Regions from separate parts of the Mus musculus genome. Here all the other regions are linked to region 1. The links are chromatin loops, found by intact Hi-C in ENCODE. Cell type or tissue: heart. All regions are shown on one strand. Region 1 overlaps Smyd3 (SET and MYND domain containing 3). Region 2 holds the start of Kif26b (kinesin family member 26B). Region 3 overlaps Smyd3 (SET and MYND domain containing 3). Region 4 overlaps Smyd3 (SET and MYND domain containing 3). Region 5 overlaps Efcab2 (EF-hand calcium binding domain 2). Region 6 overlaps Smyd3 (SET and MYND domain containing 3).

What was found. A loop is a pair of places that touch in the nucleus more often than their neighbours do. Peaks named below come from ENCODE experiments on the same cell type or tissue, not always from the same donor. Only the 100,000 strongest peaks of a DNase experiment are listed, where the experiment ranks them.
Region 2: it touches region 1 in a loop (10-fold over the local background); 26 of 42 quality-filtered maps call a loop at or near these places.
Region 3: a loop joins it to region 1, with 16 times the contacts of the local background. A loop is called at or near these places in 13 of 42 quality-filtered maps.
Region 4: it touches region 1 in a loop (4-fold over the local background); 2 of 42 quality-filtered maps call a loop at or near these places.
Region 5: a loop joins it to region 1, with 6 times the contacts of the local background. A loop is called at or near these places in 8 of 42 quality-filtered maps.
Region 6: a loop joins it to region 1, with 9 times the contacts of the local background. A loop is called at or near these places in 5 of 42 quality-filtered maps.

Annotation. Positions count from the first base shown.
Region 1 is chr1:179,475,641-179,479,640 of GRCm38, reverse strand. The region is part of intron 1 of Smyd3 (SET and MYND domain containing 3); the gene reads left to right. Among named protein-coding and RNA genes, the nearest start is that of Smyd3, 40 kb to the left of the region's middle. In heart, CTCF peaks have their summits at 2,361 (motif pointing right) and 3,001; no DNase peak of the experiment used is centred here; H3K27ac peaks cover 1,430 bases.
Region 2 is chr1:178,528,742-178,532,741 of GRCm38, reverse strand. Kif26b (kinesin family member 26B) reads right to left here and starts at 3,617. Exons shown (of 15, transcript NM_001161665.1): 1 at 3,117-3,617; 2 at 1,952-2,353. The coding sequence starts at 3,179. In heart, CTCF peaks have their summits at 1,807 and 2,007; a DNase peak (open chromatin) is centred at 2,031; H3K4me3 peaks cover 3,882 bases; H3K27ac peaks cover 3,260 bases.
Region 3 is chr1:179,230,124-179,234,123 of GRCm38, reverse strand. All of the region lies in intron 5 of Smyd3 (SET and MYND domain containing 3), which reads left to right. Among named protein-coding and RNA genes, the nearest start is that of Gm31349, 96 kb to the left of the region's middle. In heart, a CTCF peak has its summit at 1,882 (motif pointing right); no DNase peak of the experiment used is centred here; H3K27ac peaks cover 825 bases.
Region 4 is chr1:178,958,384-178,962,383 of GRCm38, reverse strand. The region is part of intron 11 of Smyd3 (SET and MYND domain containing 3); the gene reads left to right. Among named protein-coding and RNA genes, the nearest start is that of Gm46249, 180 kb to the right of the region's middle. In heart, a CTCF peak has its summit at 1,901 (motif pointing right); no DNase peak of the experiment used is centred here; H3K27ac peaks cover 1,469 bases.
Region 5 is chr1:178,466,055-178,470,054 of GRCm38, reverse strand. The region is part of intron 3 of Efcab2 (EF-hand calcium binding domain 2); the gene reads right to left. Among named protein-coding and RNA genes, the nearest start is that of Gm31289, 36 kb to the left of the region's middle. In heart, a CTCF peak has its summit at 1,615 (motif pointing left); no DNase peak of the experiment used is centred here.
Region 6 is chr1:179,311,487-179,315,486 of GRCm38, reverse strand. The region is part of intron 5 of Smyd3 (SET and MYND domain containing 3); the gene reads left to right. Gm31349 (a long non-coding RNA gene) reads left to right here. Exons shown (of 2, transcript XR_373746.3): 2 at 1-4,000. Among named protein-coding and RNA genes, the nearest start is that of Gm31349, 15 kb to the left of the region's middle. In heart, a CTCF peak has its summit at 1,670 (motif pointing left); no DNase peak of the experiment used is centred here.

The DNA of each region.
Region 1 (4,000 bases):
GTGTGCAGGGTGCAGAGCTTGCTTTCTCCTTTTGATTCTGTCCAGGATTTCAGCCCATGGAATGGTGTCAGCACAGTTAGGGTGGACAGGCCCAGATCAGTTCAGGGCAATCTAGGCAATCTCTGACGGGCGTGCCGGAGGTGTGGCTCCTGCGCAATTGGATTAGATTTATTCATTTTACTTTTTGCCCGCAAGTTTTATGTGTTTACTGTGTTCATGCTTCGTGCTCCCAGGGGTCAGAAGAGGGCATCAGATGCCCTGGAACTGGAGTTATAGATGACTGTGAACCATTATGTTGGTGCTGGGACTTGAACTGAGGTCCTCTGTAAGAGTAACAAGTGTTCTTAACCTCTAAGCTATCTCTCCACCCCTCCTAGGTAATTCTCCTTCCTCTTAAGTTCATGTTATTAACCATCACATAGACTAAGCCAGGACAGTTGTACATCTCTATTCATAGAGGAACTACAGATTAAGAAAATAGTTAATTTTAGTTTTAGTAATTATTGAAACTAGTGTTTTATATACGTATTCTAAATTTTATTATTTGGACATAGAAATAATACTGCCTTTAAAAAATAAATACATGAGTTTTTGATCTAATAGTACTTTAAATTTTTTTCCCTTCTGTGTTTTGTAGACAGTCACACCACTGGTAGGCACACTTTTTTTTTTTTTTTTGCCTCGTGTCTGACAGAGTTTTGTGTCGACAGTGAGAGTCATCATCTCTACAACTCGCCAGCTGTGTGACTCTGGGCAAGTCATTTATGGTCTCTGTGTCTGAATGTCCCTGTCTAGTAAACGGGACAGAAATGTGGTTCTCATAGGACTGTGGTGAATGTCGTATGAGGGTTCTCTAGAGAAAGAATGAATTAATGAATCCTTCTCTCTGTATAAAGGGGGTTTATCGGGATGCCTCACAGGCTGCAGTCCAGCTAATCCAACAATGTCAGGCTGTGAACAGAAAGTCCAAGAATCCAGGAGTTGTCAGTCCATGAGGCTAGATGTCTCTGCTAGTAGACACATCCCTAAGAGATAGGCTCTAATCTAATGCCAGTGAAGGAATGGACTTGGCTAGCAAGAGAAGAGCAAGCGGGCACAGAGCAAAAGCTTCCTTCTTCTAAGTCCTTATGTAGGCTTCCAGCAGAAGGTGTGGCCCGGATTATAGGTGTGTCTTCCCACCTTAAGATACAGATAAAAGGTGAGTGCCTTTCCACCAAAAGTCCTGACTAGAAGTGGATCCACACACTTCTAACCAAGCAAAAAATCTGTTGTAGGTGTGCCCTCTGCTTCTGGATTGTAGTTCATTCCAGATGTGAGATTGGCAGCCAGGAGTGGCAGTCACAGATTCTCTATACATGAAATGATCTGATGTTTGTGAAACGGGGAAGACAGCGTGTGATACCCAGTAAGCACCATCAAACTGCTTGATGACTAGGAAGTACCCCTTTCTCCAGGCTGGCCTTAAACACCTAATTTAGCCTGATAAATGCTGGCTTTCAGGCTTATGCCACCACATCTAGCAAGCATCCTGCTTTGGATGTACTCATTAAATGCAGATTTTACACAGAGGACTCTTAGGTCAGAGTGAAGCATTGTGTGTGTGTGTATACATGTGTGTGTGTATACATGTGTGTGTGTGTGTGTGTAATCTCTTTTAAAGTCGATTTTGTGTTTTGGACTAGTTTTGGGTATAGAGATACAAAGAGGTAACATATGTACTGTGCTTCTCAAACACACAGCTGTCCTCACGTCTACATCCCAGCCTTAAGTACAGTTATCACAACTCCTGACTCATGTGACACATCACCTAACAGCTAAAGTTTGTATTAAGATTCACTTAGTGTTGCATATTCTCTGAGTTTGGACCAGTGGGTGTGACATGTCTCCAGTTCCATCTATCCCCTCCTCTCTCTCTCAGTCAGTCCTGGCCACCGATGCTCTTCTTCCTGCCTCTGTGGCCTTGACTTCTCCCGAATGTCACGGGGATTTGGATCATACTGTGTATAACCCTTCCAAGTTTACTTCTTTCGCTTTGCAACATGCATTGAAAGTTGATCCTTGCTTCTGTGGCTTAATAGCTCATTTCCTTTAAATACTGAGCAATCCATTGTCTGAATAAAATTCTATTGCCTTTGAATGACTAAATGTCTTCCCTGGGTCTTGTCAGTGAGCTAATAAATAGTCTCTGAAAGCCAACAAAGTCCTCTGCCAATCTCCTTGGCTCTAGGCACACAGAAGTGATCAAAGCAGAAAGGAATGTTCCCTTGTGGGATCTCCTGCATGTTTGTGGCTTAATTATGTTTGCTTTCTGTCCCATCAGCCCAATTGGGAGTCTTGTCTTCTTTTTGGGACTTTTCAAGTGTGGTAATAGCCTGGCATTTCCACTAGGTGGCAGTAGGGTCATATATAATGAACAGTGCAAGGCACTGAAACCACTAGTTTGTTCATTAACAGAGTTCTTTTTATAATGAGTTAAATTTAAATGCTTGCAATAACTCTCCAGATATAATCATTACTTAAAATAGTACTTTCATTTTTTAAAGTTAACATATAGAATAATAGATTTCATTATGACATTTTCATTCTGATGTCCCCCACCCCCACTCCCCACACTAGGGTTTCTCTATGTAGTCCTGGCTGTCTTGGAACTCACTCTGTAGACCAGGCTGTCCTTGAACTCAGAGATCTGCCTGCCTCTGCTTCTCAAGCACTGGGGTTAAAGATGTGTGCCTCTACTCTCACAATCCTAATGAGTGCTTTTCAGAATAAACTCCAATACATATAATTTCTTAAATTCTTTAAATCTCTTAAGCTACTTGTTGTATGTGTAGGAGTGTTTTGCCTGCATGCGTGCCTGTGCACCGTTAGGTACTTTGTCCCTAGCGGGGCCAGAAGAGAATGTCCGATCCACTGACTGGGATTGAGGTCACAGACAGTTGTGAGCCACCTTGTGGCTGTTGGCAGAGCAACCCGTGCTCTTAACTACTGAGCCACCTCTCCAGCCCCAGGCCCTCAAATTCTTGAGTTTGTCTTCCTTTGATCAGTGAGGTGTTTACTGTGATCCTCACACAGGCTAGGCAAGGTCTAGTTTTGAGAGTTCAAAAGTTGAATACTTGTTCCTTGATGTCCTTGAGATGTCACGATTTGACAAGGGAGACCAGCTGGATTAAGGGATGTGTTACAGTGAGTGTATGTCCCAAGTGTCCTCGTTCGATGACTTTGACAGATGCACACCTATGTAACCTCAATTCCTGTTGAATTACAGATGACTAATGTCTTGGGGGTAATCAGAGGGACAGTTGAGCGATGGTGGCCTAACAGGCATTTCTGAGAGAACGACCTGGTGACTTTGGTTATTTTTTACCGGTTCAGCTTCAGTCCTTTTGAGTCCTGCACGTGCTTTGGTTCTTCTCTGCCATTTGTCCAAACAACACACGTGCGTTAGAAAAGACGTGCGGTGACTTTCAAAGAAAGCCCGGGCGTTATATTTCTGATGATACAACAAGCAAATCGAGAAGACTCTCAATCCAACAGCAGCGGGCTGTGGATTCACAGGATTAAATGGGCCAGCGAAAGCAGCAGGCTTCACTGAACACCGTCCGTGCCAGGCACAGCCTGAGTGTTGATCACAGTTACCGTAGCCCTAAGCACTGGTCATTTCTGGTTTTTCTCTTGTTGAGAATGGCAGCAAGGAAACTGATGTGCAGAAGATCACAGAGCTCATGTAACCGGTCGTAGCTGGAGGCGGCAGGTCTTGACAGCCTGATTCCACAGCAAGGTTTCCAATCTTGCCTCCAGAAGAAGGGATTTTAAATTACAGTAGGGAAAAAAAAATCACAAAAATAAAATGGAGATTTTGTTTTTATCCTTGTTTGGGGGAAGGAAAACGAAGAACACACGGGTAACAACAAGTGGTTGCTTATTCAGGGCCCGCTGTATGTGGCAAGGTGGTCAGCTACCCTTGCGTTGGCAGTTGGGAACGTTTAGAGTGGAGCCAAGG
Region 2 (4,000 bases), 950 kb after region 1:
GCAGAGGGCACCAGACAACGTGGCATTTGTTTGATTACAATGCTGCAAACATTAAAGATGTTATAGAAATTGTATCTAATTAGAAGGTGACAGCGACTACCATTTACACAATCCCCAAAGTTACCCTTCCCAAAGACAATCAGTAGGTGGTTCATATTAAGGCTCCATAGCTCACTCGCTATCAATGAGCTAGCCCAAAGCATCCTTGTTCCTGGCTAAACCCTGCAACTCTGGCAACTGTGTATGATGTTCTAATGTGTATAGATCAGTGACCGTCCCCAGACTCACAGCTCTCCTCTCAATGCCCCTGGATCATAGAGCAAGCACTGAGACTTGGCCTGTCCAGGACTTGGCTGCATCTGGAGCCATTGCCCCCTCTACAATATGATCAGTTTCACATCACTTTAATTTCATCCAATAAATAAAATCTGAACATTTATGGCACTGCCCTCTAAGCAGTGTGAAATGAATTTTCCAGGTGGCTTTAACAAAAACAAAGGCCCCCGTCTCTCGCATGACCCCATAAATCACCAGGCATGCGCATGCAGCTAAGCTTCAACCTTTGTTTCTTCCTGTCTGTGTTCCCGCACCCCTTCCCTTCTTGAAGATACGAGTTGGTGCTTCTTTACTCTTGCACCAGAGGAGCAAACAACAACACGAAGAACCCCTATGAGCATGTGACTTCAATGTTCTAAGATAATTTTGGTGGCCTGTGACTTATTAGGATTACAAATATCAGCCACTGTCACATCTCAAGCATCAGGATCTCTCAAATGTGTATCCATCAAGCCTCTCTCACCCCATTCCACAGTCCCTTCTTTGCAACACTTGACACAGACGAGGATACATGATGGACTGTGGATTCATCAGAAGATAAGCTCTCCTCAGAGAAGGATAGCGTCCAAGAGGACCTGCCGTCTCAGGGGCTGTACTTTGAACGGGGTGGGAAATCAAGTAATATTAATGGAAAAAAAGAAACTAGGTCTGTGTTTGGGGAAAGGTGTTAAATCAAGACAGTGTAAGGCTGAGAGAGGATCCTGGCCCTGAGATTTACTCTTGCGGTGTCCTGGAAGATTAATGAAGGAACGACAAAAATGCCAAATTGACAATAACCCAGAGTTAATTATTCTCGAGATTAAGTTCTAGATTTATAAAACCAATTCTCCCGGGAGCGACTTTTCCCGTTTTAAATTTTACAGCAGTCTATGGCTGTCTGTGTAATTGAAGCCTGGTATACAAAACATCCATGTGTGTGCATGGATAAGCAGAAGAGGCAAGCAGATGTGGCTACTCCTAAGCCCTGCTATTCGGAATCACAATATTTCATTTCAAAAGTCACAAAAAAATAAACCAGAAAATGTCATTGAGCAGTGTCAGCAACCTCCCCCCCAGTAATGCGGTTTTCTTGATGTTTTTCTCGAACCACTGATAAAAACTCTTTGAAGTGGATGAGTAAATATTATCATGTGATAGTACTTGGACCCAACTGTGCAAATACAACTGCATTGTGTTCCGCTCTGGGGGCTCCAGGCCGGTCAAACCACGCAGACGGGGTTGCTATGGAGGAACCAATGTGCTTATTAAATAAGCCCAGGAGCAGGTCAGGATGTAGCTCAGCTCTTACAGCGGGCCACCTCTTAATCTTCCTCACTTAGACACATGGAGTGTTAAGAGAGAAATGCTGGCTTTGGAAAATATGTTTCTGTGATGCAGGGAAGGTAGAGCCACAAATAAGCCATTGGAACCTGGAACTCGCAGCAGCTGGCTGTTAGTGCCCCCTTTGGCATGCTGCTGCAGACAGGGTAGGGAGAACCTGTATGGCTAACCCACTGGGGGCATCCCCTGGCGCCGCGAAGCCGGGTGCTCAGCTAGGGGCCTTACACCCGGGCGCCTCGAGGCAGCATCCTAAGGTGGGGCGCATCTTCCCGCAGAGCACCCCGCAGTAGCTCACCTTTCCCGGGAGGGGTCCCGGCAGCAGCAGCTTGAGAGCCTGCCTCTTCAGCTCCACCAAGCGGGCGTTACAGTTCTCGCACCAGACGCCGCGGTCGGAGCCGGGGGAGGAGCCGCCGCCGCTGCCCGAGCCAGGGGAGCCGGTGCCGAAGCCGGGTGAGCCGCCCAGAGAGCCGGGCGAGCTGGTACCAATGCCCGGAGATGCAGGTCCCGGAGAGCCGGTGAAGGAGCTCGGGGACGAGGTGCCCGAGCCCGGGGACGGGGTGCCCGATGAGCCCAGCGCAGAGCCTGCTCCCTCCGGGGTGGGCCGGCTGCCGGCGCGCGACTCCTCGTAAGCCTTGCGGTACCAGCTCTCAGGAGAGCAGGGCGCTGAGGGCTTGGTGGGCGAGCACATTTCGTTCACCTGCCGGAGAGACGCGCGGCGTCAGGCCCTGTAGAGCCATCAGTCCCCCGTGCGGCGGAGGGCTGGTGGGGGGGGGGGGTCGCCGTCCTGCCCGCACTGATGCAAACCTGCCCTCCATCTATCTCCATCCTTCAAGTGACCAATCCTTAAGGAAGTCCTGTCCCACCCACCCTCGCCAGAGTGACCCGCACGCAGGTCCCCCTCCATTCCTCCTGGGGTCAGCACAAGAGCTTGCGGGGTGTGGATATCCTGCAGCTTCTGCGAGAACACCCAGAAATCCAGCGCCCTACTCTTTCAAACCCGGTACCCACCCCAGCAAGGGCCTAGGTACACAGTCCTAGAACACCCTATCGCAGGGTGGGTGACTGTGACTTCTGGATGTTTACTCATTCGGGGAACAGCCCCCACCCCAGGTCCTGCAGGTAAAGCAAACGGGCTCCCCGCTCCAGGGCAGCGATCCGAGGGAAGAGCAGAGGAATTCCTGGGAAATGCTCCCCCTCGGCTTAACTCTGTCTGCAAGTCCCGAAATACTGCAAAAGTTAAGGGTGTGAGGAAAGGGAGGAACCAAGGGCTGAAGACATTCCCGTAGCCAGGCGAGCTGCAGACCCGCCTCCATGCACGCACGACCCCGCCGGCCGTGGGGACGCCGGTGCACCCGAGAGCTGGGGACCCTGCATCCGCCGCCGGCTCCCGGGAAGCAGAGGACACCCACTCAGATGAGTCCCTGGAAACGCATCTCCTCGTGGACACCGCCACAACTTACCCCGTATTTCTTGCCCCTGGTGGAGACCGCAAGCCTCTCTTTATTTCCGGCTACCGAATTCATGGTGGCTCTTCCAGAGGAAAGGGTCTAAATGTTCCCACAAGGCTACATCCAAAAGGTCTGCCAACCCAGACGCGTCCCCCCTCGTGGTAGGGGTTGGTCCTCAAGTCAAGATTTCTTAATGGGGGGTTGGGAAGAATGAAAGCAAATGGACCCCAGAAGTAATAGCACCAATTTGCAGGAAAGGTTGGAACGGCTGGTGGTTCTCAAATAATGGGTCTTCTCATCTCTCTGCCTCCTCCAGCCACGCGTCCTCTCTTCGCGGTCACATCCAGATCGCTAGCATTTTCCTCCACCCGGCCAGCGCGCGTTCTCCTCTAGCGGGGCCGAAACGGAGGAGGACGGCGGCGAGGACGCAGGGAGGCTGCAGGGAAGGTGGGCGAGCCCTCGCCGAGCCGAGCCGGCGGTGGGAACTTGCCTCCTTCCCCGAGCTCGCTAACTGAGTTCAAAGAAATTCTCCCAAAATATAAGGATCCAGACTCGGGGAGGAGCCACGGCGTGTCGCCGAGCCAATATGCGCCGTCCCGTTTTCTCCTGACAGTTGCGCGCAGGGCAAGGAGAGGGCGGCTGTACGCGGCCGGAGAGCAGCCCGCGGTCAGGACGCGTGTGTCCGTCCGGGAGCAGCGCGGAGCCTAGGGAACCTCAGCCCCGCCGCCTCGGAGCCCGCCGGGCCGCCGCCGCCGCCTCGCCTGCCGCGATCCATTTACGGCGCGGCGCTTGGGCCTGGCATCGCCAGGCGCAGCCGGGGCGGGGGTGGGGTCGTAAATCTGGCTCCGGGCGGGGAAGTTGCTGGCGAGGGGCCCACAGCCCCGGGCTCCGGTGCT
Region 3 (4,000 bases), 250 kb after region 1:
GTCTTAAGTGCAATCAAAGATCTTTTGGTTAGTGCCAGGGTATGTGTGCCACTTCTGTACCCTTGGGGTTTTTGTGCCGCACAGCTCATTGTGGTTCAGAGAATGGAAGAAGTAGTCTTCCATATGGTTATCCAGAATGACTAGCCCTGAGAAATACAAGTAACATTGTACAGACAGAGCAGGTTGTCCTTGGATATTTATGAATACATATGTATGTACCCACACACATACGAACATGATGTACACACATGAACAACAATTAATGAAAAAGAGGCCATGGATTTGAAAAAGAGCAAGGAGAGGTGGTGAGAGAGTCTGGAGGGAGAAAAGGGATGTGGAGATATAATATAATTATATTATAATCTCAAAAAACAAAGAAGTCCTCAGAGATCTGGTCATGGTGGCCATGCCTGTAACCCCCACAATCCCGAGGCTGAGGGAAGAAGACGTTGACTTGGAGGTCAGCCTGGGGAACCAGGGGCTGGGTACAGCTCAGGTAGAGAGAGAGCCCTTGCCAGTGTCAGCAATTGTTTGCTTTGCAGCGTTTCTGGGACCAGCAGTGGGAGTGGTGGGTGGTGTCTGCAGATTCTCAGAGATTCCGCAGGGTGAGTTGGCTTTTGTCTTGGCTATACTTGCATGTGAATTTTGTCTCTGCGTTCCTGTATGGCACTTAGGGCTCCATGGAGCAATAGCCATTTCATCTTAGTGAGGAAAACCGGGAAGTAAAGAGCCTTAGAGGGTACTTACAGTGTGTGTTTTAAGCAAATTCCCCCAAGCTTCACACAATATTTCTATTTAGCAAATGTCTAAGATTCAAAACATTGAGGTGAAGGAAGAAGGGAGAATAAAGGAGAGCAACCAGCATTCCGTATTGCCGGGGAGTGTCGTCAAATACAGGCTTGTAAGTATTTCTCAGGCTGAAGGCTGGGGCAGGAAATAGACACAGAAGTCAAGGCCCCATTGTTCTGCTGTGTTGTGTTGGTGCTGGGGATGGACCTCGGGCCTCACACACACTAGGCAAGCTCTTCTGAGTCATTGCCTCCCAGCATAACTCTCTTCCCACTGTCTCTCCTCACTACCACTCCTGAGAGGGACAGCCATGGCTGCAGGGCAGCTCATTCAGGTCGCCCTGTGGCAGGCAAGTGACTGCCCCCCCCCCCCCCGCATACACACACCTGTACATATGCTGCATTTCATCCCTGACAATCCCTTTCATTTGGAAGATGTATGTTTGGGTTAAGGTTGTTGGTACTCGTCATCTGGGAATGCACTAGAAATCTCGGTATCGAAATGTTTAGCTTCTTAGATGAGAGAAGCCCTCTAGGAGAATGAGCAGACATCTCACTAAAGGGGAGAAAAGATGTCATGCCATTGTTTGGGGGATATAAAGACTTAAAACACACACACACACACACACACACACACACACACACACACACAATTATTCATGTTCTCAGTGGGGGAAAAAATCAGGAAGTTGCTGGCTGCATACAGGACAAAAGGGCCCTTCCCTCCTCCCACCAATCTCCCACAGTTCCTCCATCCCGGCCTCCTGGGAGGGAACCCAGGGCCTCACACTTCCGTGACAAGTGGGAACTGTCTCTCAGCAGCAAGTCTTTACAGTGTTTCTCATTACTGTCACTCCTGAGTGGACACAGCCATGCCCGTTCTCTCCAGTGTCAAGGAAGGGACTGGAGCTTTGCCTCGCACAGCCTGACATGGGCCTCACAGTTCAGATTGTGCGCGAATGCATTTCAGTCACAAAATGAACAGCTCCTTGAGAGAATGAAATTATCAAGCTGAGCTGCCAGGCTGGATCTGGCCTTCTGTTCAGCCAGGCTTGGAGAGGTTTCTGACTGTGGGTGAGCCTGCCTGCTATACTCCCGTTAAACAGAAGAGGGCGGCAGAGAGACTGATTAGAAAACCCACTTCCTTATTTGCTTCCCTCCAATGCAAGCTCTTGTGCAGTGTATACTGATAGGAAATGAAAATTGAAATTAGCACCTTTTATTTTTTTCAACACCAAGTGATTAGAGAAAAGTTTAAAGTAACACAACCCAGATTTCTTCCCGCCAGGCCCCCCCCCCCCATACTGATGTTGCCAAGAGGACTAATACTAGGGGATTTTGATGTTCACAGATGTGACAGTCAAATGCAATGGATTATTTGTTGCAGGTAAATAACCCTGATGGGTCTTGGCTTTCTCCTGGCATTCCATGTGCTTGTATAAAAAGCATGCACTCCCATGTGTTTTGATGGCTTATCGCAACGCATTTGCCCGCTGGAATTAAAGGGTCCCTAAGGAAAGCTGTTTCATTTCTTGCTAAGACAAAGGAACGTTAATGCCATTTGACTTAATTTTGGTTTGGCACTGGCTTTGTTTTTAAAATATTGTTTTTACAACCCTGTTCTTTTGATGATAGAATTAGTGTCTAAGCTGGCTGATTGGGTGGCTTTAGGCCCTTGACCTTTAAAATGTGACGTAATTGAAGTCATGTTTATCTGAGGAGGATGGTTTATGCTCACACACTGTACGTGAACTCTGGCTGGCTTCTCATTAATATTCTATCTTTTTTTATCTCTGGTCTAGGACAGCTGCATACCCCAGGGCTTCTTTCTGATATTTTAGTATTTTCTGGTTTTAAGGTTAAGGACAGTGAGTAGTCCTAGCAGGTAGCCCTTGCTCCACTGTGACTCATGGGGTCAAGTTATTGGTAGTCCTCCATAAGGAAAGCGAGGAGCCCACTGTGACATTTTATATTGTGATAAATTTAATCTATTGGTGGCTTGTCCTTACGGCCCCACTTTATAGATAAGCTATGAATGAAGTAACTGGTCTCAATGCTGCTTTCAAAGTGAGAAGTGTCATTGTCCAAGGGGAAGGGCATGTGGCATGGCCTGATGGCTTAGCGTGGAAAATGAGTGTGTGTGCTTATGTGACAGCCATGACCCCCTCAGGACCTGGGCTTCTAGCTTGTTTCTACCTACAGTATTCATGATCCCACCTGTCACCTCTCTGTACCCCTCCTCAGCCCAAAACAATACAGAAAATCAGTCACCTTTGCTGTCTATCAGTGGCCTCAGGTCTCAGCTCTGTCCATGTTTTGGGATAACTTTCCTATGAAATGAGGGAGTAGACAAGGACACCACCGATCTCTTTGATTGCATTAATGTATTGGTTATCATCGTCTTTGTCATCTTCCTTCTTCTCCTCTTCCCCTCCATCTTCTCCTTCACAAATCTATTTTATTGTTTTAACTGTATGATGTTCCGCTATGTGTATGTCTGTGCACCACATGTGTGCTTGGTGCCTGCAGAGGCCAGATGAGGCTATCATATAACCTGTTTTTTAGTTTGAATAGGAACGGCCCCCATAGACTCCTGTGTTTGAATGCTCGATCACAGGGAGTGACACTATTAGGAGGTGTGGCTTTGTTGGAGTAGGTATGGAGGAAATGAGTCACTGGAGGTGGGCTTTGAAGTTTCAAATTCTCAACCCAGGCCCAGCATCTCTTTCTTCCTTCTGACTGCCAGTCCTGATTTAGTATGCTCAACTACCTCTCCAGCATCATGCGTGTGTGCCTCTTCAGCCTGCATGCCACTGCACTTCCCACCATGATGACAATGGACTCAACCTTTGAACTGTAAGCCAGCCCCAGTTAAATGCTTTTCTTTTTAAGAGTTGCTTTAGCCAGGATGTCTCATCACAACAATAAAACCCTAAGACACCCTGGAACTCAGAATTTCACACAGTTGTGAGCTGCCACGTGGCAGCTGGGAATCAAACCTGGGACTTGCTGTCTCTGGATGGCTTTGGGATTTGTTAGTTTGGTCAGTTTGGTCCTCAGTTTAGGTTACATAACTGACTGAGGAAAGGTTGTCTTGATCTGCTATGTATTTCCTCATGAGTCTTAAGGTTTCTATCTCTGGGTTATGGGGTCAGGAAATAGGGTCTTGGAAAGTTCCTGGTGATGTTACTAAGAATATAGTAGAGGTAGGT
Region 4 (4,000 bases), 520 kb after region 1:
ACACAATAATGTGTGTGCGCACATGGGTGTGCATTTTGCCTGAATGTATGTGTGTGAACCATATGTGTGCAGTGCCCATGGGGGTCAGAGAAAGGCACTAAATCTCCTGAAACTGGAGTTACAGGCAGTTGTGGGCTGATTTATGGGTGCTGGGAATGGCACTGATGTCTTCTGCAAGAATAATAGTTCAGGGTTCTTAACCCCAGGGCCGTCACTCCGTCCCCAACAACAGCAGCTCTTTCTGGCCTGGTTTCTGCCACTGACCATGTCTGGAAGCCCCTCCTGTGGGCACCCCAGCAGTCTGCTTTCTCTGTGATGATGCATAGGCACAAGCTGTCTGACAAGGCCAGAGACCCTCCCACAGCAATGGCCCTGACCTAGTCCCTGGAACTGCCTGTCAGTGTAGCGTACATGAGTGAACAGGTGATCCCTCCAAGGATATCTAGCCTCCCTGGAGCGTAGCCCTCAGGGTACCTGACACTTAGAGTGGGTCTGGGATGTTGTAGAGTGGTGTGGGGTCTGCAGGGAAGCTTCTGAGCTCACATGGGGCCTCGGAGACGTTGGCGTTTCCTGCTGCCTGCCTCAATCAGTGGCTCTGGAGCCGCCTGTGGGCACAGCTTTGCTTGATGTCCCCTACTGAATGCCACGTCCACCTCCCCTAGCCCACACATGGCTTTCATCTTGGGATGGGCAGAAGAAGGAAACTCATCCGTGTCCCGCTGTGGAGACCCGATACACAGGCTCTTATCATGTGTTTCTTTTCCTTCTGATTTTTGTATCCATATTCAAATCATGCTCGGGGAAGTCATTTATTGCATTCCCCGGGCTCACAGTAGAAAGCATATGAGATCCTTGATAAACTTAATATACTTATATTAAAAATTAATAAGAAAGCCACATTGTTTCCAGCTTTAAATCATAATTTGATCTCATTCATTCTATTTAATACATGGTCACAATTCTAAAATTACGTTGTTTTTTTTTTTTTTTTTTTTTAAAGATGTGATGAGATGGAAATGTGTCGTGGGAGCCTTTTCTTTATTTCTCAGAGAGCCCTTTGCCTCTCAAGCAGCTGACTGTCTACATTGCCATTTCCAGTGTAACATTCGGAATCCGAACGGGGGTGTAGCGCATCCCGCTGGAGGCTTCAAATGAGTCCTCCGTGCGAGACTGCATGCAGGCTCCTTTTAAATGCTACCATTAAAAAATAAAATTTAATGGCAAGAGAGAAGCTTTTCCCAAACCAAGCCTGCTCCAGTTTAAATTTCCTTAATCTGTTTTATACTCCACTACAGGAAATTAAACTGGAATTGTCCCCTCTGACGTGCACATGTGTAGCATTTGGGAGGCGCTGAAGGCAGAGAGCCTCAGTTCCCAGCTACCATTGCTATGGCTTGCCCAAGATTTACTGCAGCTTCGTTTGGGGGGTCGAGGTGAGAGGAGGCAGTCCCCGAGCCCATTCAGGGCTCCCTTCCATCCCAGGCACATATTTGCCCCAGGACCATGACAGACACAAGTGGCATCCCATTCCAGAACCAGATCTCGTCCTCCATCACCAGGCCTGCCCATTCATGTCAAATCACTGACACCTTCAGACACATGGAAGTCACTGGCAGACTTACCAGTCTTTTTTTTTCTTTTTCTTATTCTCAATTTCTCTTCTGTATATGACTATCACTCAGAGAAAATCTTGTTTATTAATTATAACTAAGCTCTTATTTCTACACACATGCTTGGGGAAACACAGATCAGCCTTCCACTGCCAGGGTGACAAGAAGCCAGCATTGTCATTAGGCTGTCGGTCAAGTTATAGAGAAATCCAGGTCCCTCTCTAGGTAGAGAACCCCTGAAACACAGCCATCAGACAAAGCTTCTCTGCTCAGGAGCTATGAGAAGAAGCCAGCAGAGGGCGCTGTGGCAGCTGAGCCCTTTCTCAAGTCGAGATGCAGGGGCTCTAGCAGAGAACATTTATCCTCAGCAAATCACAAGCACAGCCAGCCCGAGATAAGTAGAAAGGGACCAGATAGACACAGTGGCTTTCAAGTCAGAGAACTTGCCATGAAGGTTCTCTCTGATCCAGAATCCTCTATAGTGACCCCATCATTCGGGTCCCTGTCTCAGACCCCGGCATGTCCAGCGCAGCAGAGGGCCCAGGGCGGAGCAGGGAAAAGAGAATAAAACATGAGGCACCAGATGTTGCTCTCTAATCTTCTCCCAGAGCCTGGCTGCCTGCAAGGTGGGGCAGCTCCTGCTCTTCCCCACTATTCCAGCAAGCCCTGCCTTGGGATATGTGTGCAGTCACTGCAGGACAGACCTGTGCAGATTAACAAGAAACAAGTTCCCTGCATCTGTCCTGGCCCCTCCTGTGGGCCTGACTGCCAGTGTCAGTCCAGAGCCATTTTCAAATGTCCTTTTATTTTCTCCCAACATTGATCTGTAACCCTATCTCCTGCCTCTCTGCCACCCCCCCCCCCAACACACACACAGGTTGAGGGAGAAAGGCAGAGAGAGACAGAGATAGGCAGCAGGCAGGCAGATAGACAGACAGTAGACAGACTACTTTCAATTTTCTTTTTCTCCTAACATCTAGCCATAGCCACATCTTCTGCCCCTCCAACATGGACACACACACACACACACACACACACACACACTCACACAGGTTGAGAGAGGGAGGGAGGGAGGGAGGGAAGGAGGGAGGGAGAGAGGGAGAGAGAAAGAGAGATTGATTGAGGGAGAGACAGGCAGGCAGATAGACAGTCAGACAGAGAACACCTTTACAGAAACCCGAAGAGAAGCCAGGAGCACAGGCTAACAGCAGCCACCAGTCTAAGGCTTTCTCGCCCTGCCTTCAGTCTTCCTCTCTGTAGAGGCCAGGGCGTCTGACTTGATGATGTCGTGTGGACAGAGGGGATTCACTGTGAGACCTCTCAGTGCTTTCCAGCTCCAAAGTCTCTGCAGCCAAGGAGGATTTGTCCCAACAAATGCCTAGCAGAGTAAAAGCAAAAGAGACACACGCACACACGACGACAACAGTAGCACCAGGAGCGAACCCAGAGACTGAAAGATCTGTGTCCTATCATAATGTAAGTCAGCTGGAAGTGACCTAACTCTTCAAGAGTGGTTTATAAAATAATATCCACAGACGCAGCAGAGCTGTTCACACCTGTACAGGGTGAATCATGCTGACTTTAGATTAGCACCAAGTAGCAGACAATGGCTGTGATTTCTGGGAGTTACTGCGCCTGTCCTCAGTGGGGTGTGGGGGTATCAGGTTGTCCTGGAGTCCATTGCCTGGTGCTTCACAGCCACCAGCACCACCCCATAAAGGGTCTTTAGAGCACAGTCACACCGGATACAGTAGCTTTGCATTCCTTCCCCTCTCCACATCCTGCCTTCCATTGAACAGTACATGGTGCTGCTGCTCGGGTCATTCATCTCTCCATAGCAAACCATCCAAAGACTCAGGAGAGTGAAGAACAATAAGATTATGTTCACAGTTCTGAGCCAGGAATTGGGATTGAACACAGCAGGTGTGGTGGTTTGCATATGCTTGGCCCAGGGAATGGCGCTGTTAGGAGGTGTGGCCTTGTTAGAGTAGGTGTGTCACTGTGGATGTGAGCTTTAAGACCCTTGTCCTAGCAGACTGCAAGCCAGCCTTCTGCTAGTTGCTTTCAGAACAAGATGTAGAGCTCTTAGCTCCTGCAGCGCCATGCCTGCCTGGATGCTGCCATGCTCCTGCCTTGATGAACCTCTGAACCTGTAAGCCAGCCCCAATGAAATGTTGTCCATATAAGAGTTGCCTTGGTCATGGTGTCTGTTCACAGCAGTAAAATCCTAAGACAGCAGGAATGGGTCTCCAGCTTTTCCACAGTGCCTGGCTGGCTTCTGCTTGGATGCTGAGGTCATCTAAAGCCTCTCTAGGAGTTAGTCACCCACAGCTGCCCACATGTGGCCTCAGCATCTGGCTTGGGCTTTCTCAGGGTTTGGAAGCTGCTGT
Region 5 (4,000 bases), 1.0 Mb after region 1:
ATGTAATTATAATCTCAAACAAATAAAAAGAGTCTGTCCCAGAAGATCATTTATAGAGCAATAATTTGTTTACATTTATTTATCATGTATATGTGTGAGTGTGGGCATACTTGTGCCACGGAATAAGGAGGTCAGAGGACAATTTGCAGGAGTCAGTTCCCTCTTTCCACCATGTGGAAGGATAGGACTCAGGATCAAGCATCTCACTAGCACACAGTGAAAATATTAAAATTAACAGCTTGATTTTCCCTTCTTATTCCTTCAGAAATTGTTCCAGAGTAGGACAATTGTTTTCATGTCCGCTAATCCTTCTATGTCCCCTAAACAGCTCTAGAACAGACGACAGCTACCTTTACAAAATCAAATCCTTTATCTTACAACAGAGCTTCATCAACCTACTAACTTTAGTATTCCAAAGTGCAGTTCTGTAACTCCATCTGAATTATATTAGAGCTGACAAATGACATATAATATGTTCCTTATGCACCTCCCTGGGTCTCTCATCACTAACAAGCCCTCGGTGATGAGAACATTAAGGTTAAAACTCTACAGATGATTTTTGAGATTTTTTTTTAAAGTTTTTTAAACTGTCTTATTGTTCTATTGCTGTGAAGAGATGGAAACTCTTACAAAAGAAAGCATTTAATTGAGACTTGCTTACAGTTTCAGAGGTTAGTCCATTATCATCATAGTGGAGAGCATGGCAATATATAGGCAAATACCGGAGAAGTAGCTAAGCTACAACATGATCCACAGGGAGGGGGAGGGGGAGGGGGAGAGAGAAGGGAAGGGAAGAAGAGAGGGAGGGAGAGAGGAGAGAGCACACACACACTCTCTGGGCTTGGCATGTCACCTTCAATGACATACTGTCTCCAAGACCACACCTCCTTCAAATCCTTCAAATCCTTTCAAACAGTTCCACTCCCTAGTAACTAAACTTTCATATATATGAAACTATTAGGACCATTCTTATTCAAATCACCACATTAGTGGTGAATGTTAGAGACAAGCTCTAAACAATCAGAATAGCAAAAGCAGGTATAAAGTTTTTCTTTTCTTTTCTTTTTTAGATAGAGTCCTGCTATGTTACCTAGGCTTGCCTTAAAACTCTTAATCCTCCTGCCCAAGCATCTCTAGGTTGATATTATAAGTTTTTGCCATCATGTCTAACATAAATCTTCTTCAGTTTAAAGAGAAAGGATTATACATACACACACAGACAAGCACACACACATACGCACAAACGCACACACACACACACATGCATGCACACACACACACACACACACACACACGTACACGCGCGCGTGCACTTTACAATTTAAAAGTAAGAAAAGGGCTGATAAGGGACTCTGAGGGCGACAACATTTACTGCAAAAGGCTGGTAACTGGAGTTCAGTCCCAAAACCCCAGGAAAGGTAGAGAGAAAGGAACAGACTCCACAAAGTTGTCCTCTGACCTTCATATGTCCACCATGGCATACATGTGCATGCCCAAACACACCACACATATATACATGCACATAAGCACATGCACACAATTTTTCAGTCCATTTTAAATGTTTCTTAGTCCATTTTGAAAATCTAAAATTCTTTCCATGACTCGACACTGCCCTCTAGAGGCCATATCTATATTTCTCTAAATGTAGGTAAGCAATGACATTTAAAACATGACTATTCTAAATACGACATTCATGGAATGTTTCATGAGTGACAAGAACTATTTTATTATAAATGATTTTATATTCAAATAATTAATTTTATTTTAGTATAGTTTTTAACAGAAAGTTGCAAAGATAATAAAAGAATTTTCACCTGCATTCCTATTGCTTTAAATTCTTTAGATATTTTATTGAGGCAAGATTGACAAACTAAAATTATACATATTTAATGAATACTTTAATATACATATAGAGTGAAATTATACATATAGAGTAAAATACAAATAGATGCTTTAATATCCATATAAAGTGAAATTATTACTACAACTCAGGTAATTAGCATATTTATCACCTCGCTGATTTCCGTTTTTTTCTATAACAAGAACAATTAAGATCTATCTTATTTGACTCACTGTGAGTTGTTTAATGTCTACCTGATGAAGCAGTGTGAGTTTTATGAGATAGGATATGACTGCTTTGTGAACCCTGAGAGTTGATGATAACAGTAACACTACCCAGAATACAAACCCTTCTGCTCCTATGCTGTGCAATGAGACCTTTCTTAGAGGGCTCCGTGTAGAAGCTCCAGGCGTGAGTACACCTCACTAACCACACAAACCTGCTTCTTCGGAAGTGTGGCCTTGCCTCGCTGTTTACTGTTGCTTCGTTCTGTTTGTATGATGCTAGAGTCTGGGGAAATGGACCACTCTTAAGGCCAGGCCCCGTGCCCAGCAGTACAACACAAGCAAACTCAAGGGCATCTCTGGACATTCTTTGTCTCATAGTGCTTTGTTAGGGCCTGCCTGCCTGCCTTCCACTTACCTGACAAGTCTTTTGTGTATATATTATGGTTTCCCAGTTCTGTGGGTTTGGGATTCCTGTGTGTTGAGCATGTGTATCTCTGCATCTATAAATGTTTCTTGTGCTTTTTCTTTGGGTGTTTTTCTTCTGTTTGTTTATTTTATTTTACTTTATTTTTCATTGTATAAGCCTGTTAGTTTTCTAAGAGAGAAAGGGTGTGAGTTTTGAATAGGAGGGGAGGTGGTGATCTGGGAAGAATTGGGGGACAGAAAACCATATCAGAATATATTGCATAAAAAAGTCTATTCTCAATTTTAAAAAGTTGACTAGAACTATGTTTGAGCTATGATCTCATTAGTTCATTAACATTCAAGAAAATCTTCTCACAAAATAAACAACCAAAACAGACGTAGAGATCAACATGAAGAAAAAGGATCCTACACAGAGAACTCTGGGAGACAGGAAAGAAGAACATGAATCCAAGAACAAAACAAGTGCCTGGAAACCCATGCCATCAGAAGCAAGAAACTCAGTAAAAACATTACAAGAGTAAGCTAGGAAGGCTGCAGAGAGAAGACAGAGATGGAACAGTCTGGAAGCACACAAATGACCTGAAGAATTCTAAGAGATAACAAGAAGGAAAACAGGTACATAAAAATCAACGCCATAGCTGCAAGGCCTTTTTCTGCAGCAAAGGGATGTAAGTCACTGGTTTGAAGGCCACCAGGTCCTTAATACAAATGAAAGTGCATCTACATCCAGACAAACCATTATGAAATTTCAATTTCTAAAGACAAAGAGAAGAAAAGCAGTCCTCTCCTCCAGACAGGAACTTTTAATTAAGAAATCACTGGGACTGGAGAGATGGCTCAGTGGTTAAGAGCACTGACTGCTCTTCCAAAGGTCCTGAGTTCAAATCCCAGCAACCACATGGTGGCTCACAACCATCTGTAATGAGAAGACAGCTATAGTATACTTACATATAATAACAAATCTAAAAAGAAAAAGGAAGGAAGGAAGGAAGGAAGGAAGGAAGGAAGGAAGGAAGGAAGGAAGGAAGGAAGGAAGGAAGGAAATCACATACAAAGGATGGATCCAGACTATCTCAACAGCATCACCAGGAGTCTAACAACACACAGTGCTTGCTGTGTATTGATGTTTGGTTGGCTGGCTGGCTGGCTGGCTGGCTGGCTGGCTGGATGGTTTGCAGTACTAAGGACTAAACCTAAAGCTTCAGGTGTATTGGCAAGTACTTCATTCTGGACTATACCCTCAGCCCTTTTTGGTTTTAGTTCTTATAATTTTTTGAGACTCTAAATTCACTCTGTGATCCATGCAGCCTTAAACTTGAAATCCTTCTGCCTCAGCCTCCTGATTAACTAGAATTACAGGCCTGTACCACCAAGCCTAGCCCCAAACTCTTAACAAAATTCTATCCCCAGCAATAAAAAAATTAAAAAATAAAGAAGTCTCAAAAATATTACCTCCTTTCTAAGAAGTTATCAAAGAATGTGTCAAATATGAAAGAAATGAGAAATA
Region 6 (4,000 bases), 160 kb after region 1:
GTGTGTGTATGTGTGTGTGTTCCTATGTGTGTGTGTTTGTATATGTTTGTGTGTGTATGAGAGTGTGCTTGTCACTCCTCTCTCATATTATCAGCACCATCCACTCAGGCTGATGGATATGGAAGCACACTCGGATTGTGCTGAGGGAATGCATTTGTTAGTCTCTATGAGTGTTTGTTTTTTCAGGTTGCTGTGTTCTGCCTCTAGGCTCTGAACCTTGGTTTCTATGTCAACAGATAGGATTCTTGTGGAGTGTTTGTAAGACAGCTAGCTGGCTGTCAAGGATACTTGTTGTCCAGAATGGCTTGCATTCCTGAGGCTGCACATGGATTTAACATCTCACATGATACCACGATAAGAAACTAGTTTGTTTGTTTGTTTGTTTCCTTCTTTCTTTCTTTTGAAAAGAGAAGGGAATGAGAGGCCAAAGTTTCATCTCTGATGACATTAGCAAAAGTCACAGACACTCTGTGGACTTCTGTGTCAGGTATAGTGAAGTGACAGTTCCTCTCTCATGTGTTTATTGGAGCACTGAATTGAATCTATGTACAAGCACAGTGCCTAGTACAGTTCCTGGGGGTAAGCTGCTTACCCCTAACTAACCCTTTCTCCTCTGTGCAGCGAGTATCTGTGTCCCTGTCTGCTCAGCATCCATGCCTCTCTCCTCCAGGACCAGCCTCTGGGCTTTGGGTGGCTTCACTTTCCCTAATCCCCACCTTTGTGCTAGGGATCCAACAAAGGGCCTTAGATGCTGGGCAAGTGTGCTTCCACTGAACTGTGTCCCCAGTCACCTCACCACTTTTAAACCTTGAAATGGGCAAGGTGATTGTGCTGCAATACACCCCAAATTCCCACTTGTTTATGAAGTAATTTCACAAACATTCTTCCTTAAAGGGCAAGAAATATTTGTTGGCTGCCTTTTTCTCTGTACACCCAAGCCTAGGGCTGGAGTACATTCAAAGGACGTTCAAAGGACCCTTCTCTCCTGGTGCTCTCAGTACAGTGACTTCACAGGGGCAGAGTAGGGATGGTCCTTATCTAGCAGGTGTATGTAGAACAGCCAGAGGTACAATCCCAAATTAAGTTTGGTGCCAAGTGTAGTAACTGTTCACTTTACTCTAAAAGAGTTAATTAAGCAATTATAAGTTAAAAAAAAAAAGCCTTAGTTCCCATTGGTCAATTAGAGGCTCCTGGAAGAATGGTTAATTATTGAATGTGTTCACTTTATATTATCTTTTTATGTAATCTAGAAAAGAAAATATTCCAGGCGCTGGTTGTGCATGCCCTTAATCCCAGCACTCAGTAAGCAGAGGCATGTAGAGCTCTGAGTTCCAAGACAGCCAGGGCTATACAGAGAAACCATGTCTCAAAAAAAAAAAAAAAAAAAAAAAACCAAAAAAAACCCACCAAACCAAAACAAACAACAGAATTGGATGCTTTATCTTACATGCATTTGGCCTGTGAAATGAATGTCGTCTCTCTTTAGCATCCTCTGAACGGTAGATGTAAGCAAAGTGTTCTTCTCATGCCAAGCTGCTGATGGCTCTTAACGAATCAGTGCCACTCTCTGCTCAGAGGCTTCATAGAGTGGCTGGTTTCATCTGTCCTGTCATTAGAAAACTTGCCTTGACTGTGAAGTCTCTGTGTTATTGAGAGCCACCTGCTGGCAGGGTCACTCCTGCATATGGCCACCCTGATTTAGATGCTTACGGCTGATGGGGACATATTGATCTTATTAATTTTATGTGTGCATGGGGGTGGGGTCAAATATTATAAGAATGTCACTGAAGCTGCCAAGAGCAAGAATATGTCACTACTAAAAGTTAGCTTGGTACTGTGGCCAGGATAGAAGCTATTGGGCCCCGGCTTGTGTATCTCATGATGATTACAAATTCACACTGGCATGTTTAACAGAAACCTAAAATTGTGTATGGTACTGCCTGGTGTTAGACATTGTATATACAATTTAACAGTAGACATTTAATTTTTAGAGTATCTGAGATTTAGAGCAAAATTGTGATGATAGCGCAGAGTTACCAAGTTTTCTCTGTTTACTGTTATCCTAGTATTGCACACTGCTATAGTTAGTGGACAGTGACAGTGCACAGGTCTGTGCTATACAGACGTTCTTAGCTTTCACATAACAATCTTTTCCCGATCTTGTATCCTGCCATACCAGTCTAGTCATCGTGTTATTCCAGCTTTCAGTTACTGTGACAACTTCCCAGACTTGCTTTTTTGACAGTCTTGCCTGTTTTCCCGATTATTGGTCAAGGATTGCAGAACGAACCTTATGTAGCAGAAGGTCACATTTGTTGAAGTGGGCTTTATTGGGTGGAGTTACATGCAGATATGGGTTACATAGAGGGAAAGTTCTGATTCTATTGGCTTCTTCCCAACCCCTGAGAAAGCTGTGACTTACTGTTGCTGTTGGCCTTAATCACATGACCAGTTGGTGTTGGCCCTAATCACATAACCAGTGTATCTTCCCCACAGTCTTTTGAAGAACACTGCTGTGTTCAGCCCACACTGATGGGCTTGGGGTTTTGTCCTACCTGTGAAAGGAGTCTGTGACGGTTACACATGCTATTGGCAATTTTCTCAAGGGAATATTTATGTCTTCATCTATTAGGTGTTTGTATCAGTATATGTTTAGAGACTCTAGTTTTGGACTTTGAGTTACATTGGAATCTACCCTAGCTTGTCACTCGCAAAGTGTCCTCACTTCGACCACCTCCTTGGGTTATGTCCCTTTGACATCCCCCAATCATTGTGAAACTTTTTATTTATTTTAAAAGTATATCCCAACATTATAGCTTTCTATGATGCTCCAGGCTCATCTTCTGTATTTCCTGCTGTGTCCTGGGAGCAGCCATGTCTTCAGTGAGCCCTGATTTCTCATAGCAAAGAGTTTAGAAACCAGGATCCTATCCCTGGCTGCTGGGCCTTTGCTCCTCTGTCACATAGAAGAGTTTTAGCCGTCCTCCCTTTATTAACTTTTTAAATTTTAGATATTTCTTATTTTTATGTGTATGTGTATTTTACCTGCATGCAGGCTTGCACATGTACGTACCTGTTGCCCGAAAGGGCATCATATCCTCTGAAACTGAAATTATGGACAGTTTCGAGTCATTCCGTAGGTGCTGGGAATTGAACCCAGGTCCTCTGCAAGGAATAAGTGCTCATAACTATGGAGCTGCCTCTCCAGCCCCCTAACTCCAGGGTTTTGTTTGTTTGGTGGGGGAGGGGTCCAAGTTTTAATTTGTTTGGGTTTCTATATTAAGCAATACCATTTCTATTAAATATTAGGGACCAGAACTGTTAAATAGTTGTGACTTCTATGCCTTTGGAAAGAATGTTCTGTTGCAGGTATCTTAAAGAATTGCAGGAGCAAAACAAAATAAAAAGGAAAACAAAGTAAACAGAACACAGATGTGTAGGACTCGCTGTCAGGGATGCTGTGGGTGATGCTTGGGCAGAGTGCCTTTGCAGTAGCCTTTGTGAGCAGGGGGATCCCTGAGGATGAAGCCAGGGCCTCCTCCGTGGAGCTCCTGAGGCAAGCATCCTGTACCTGAGCTCCCCAGCTCCCGACTCTCAGCTCTGCCGGCTTTCATTTTTTATGGACTTCTGTCTGTTTATGACTAGACTAAGAAGTGCAAGTAGCCACTCAATTGTATTTACTCCTTAGAACATTTCTTTTTTTTTTTTTTTTTTTTGCTGGATGCCTAATATCTTAATTATGCAGTGAAAAGTGATCTGCAGTATCTACTCCCAGGAATGACTGTTCTAGTAGGTGATTATCTAATCACCCAGTGGTCAGGAAAGGACAACACGGTATTAGGTATTTTCCTGGCAAACACTCTCCCTATCTAGAACTCAACAACTTAGAGAGATCAGAGAGATCTGATAAATGATTTAATTTATATTAAATGATATATAGTAGAATGATAGAAAGTAGAAAATATTTGACATTACATCTCATTGATATTCTTGCCAAGAA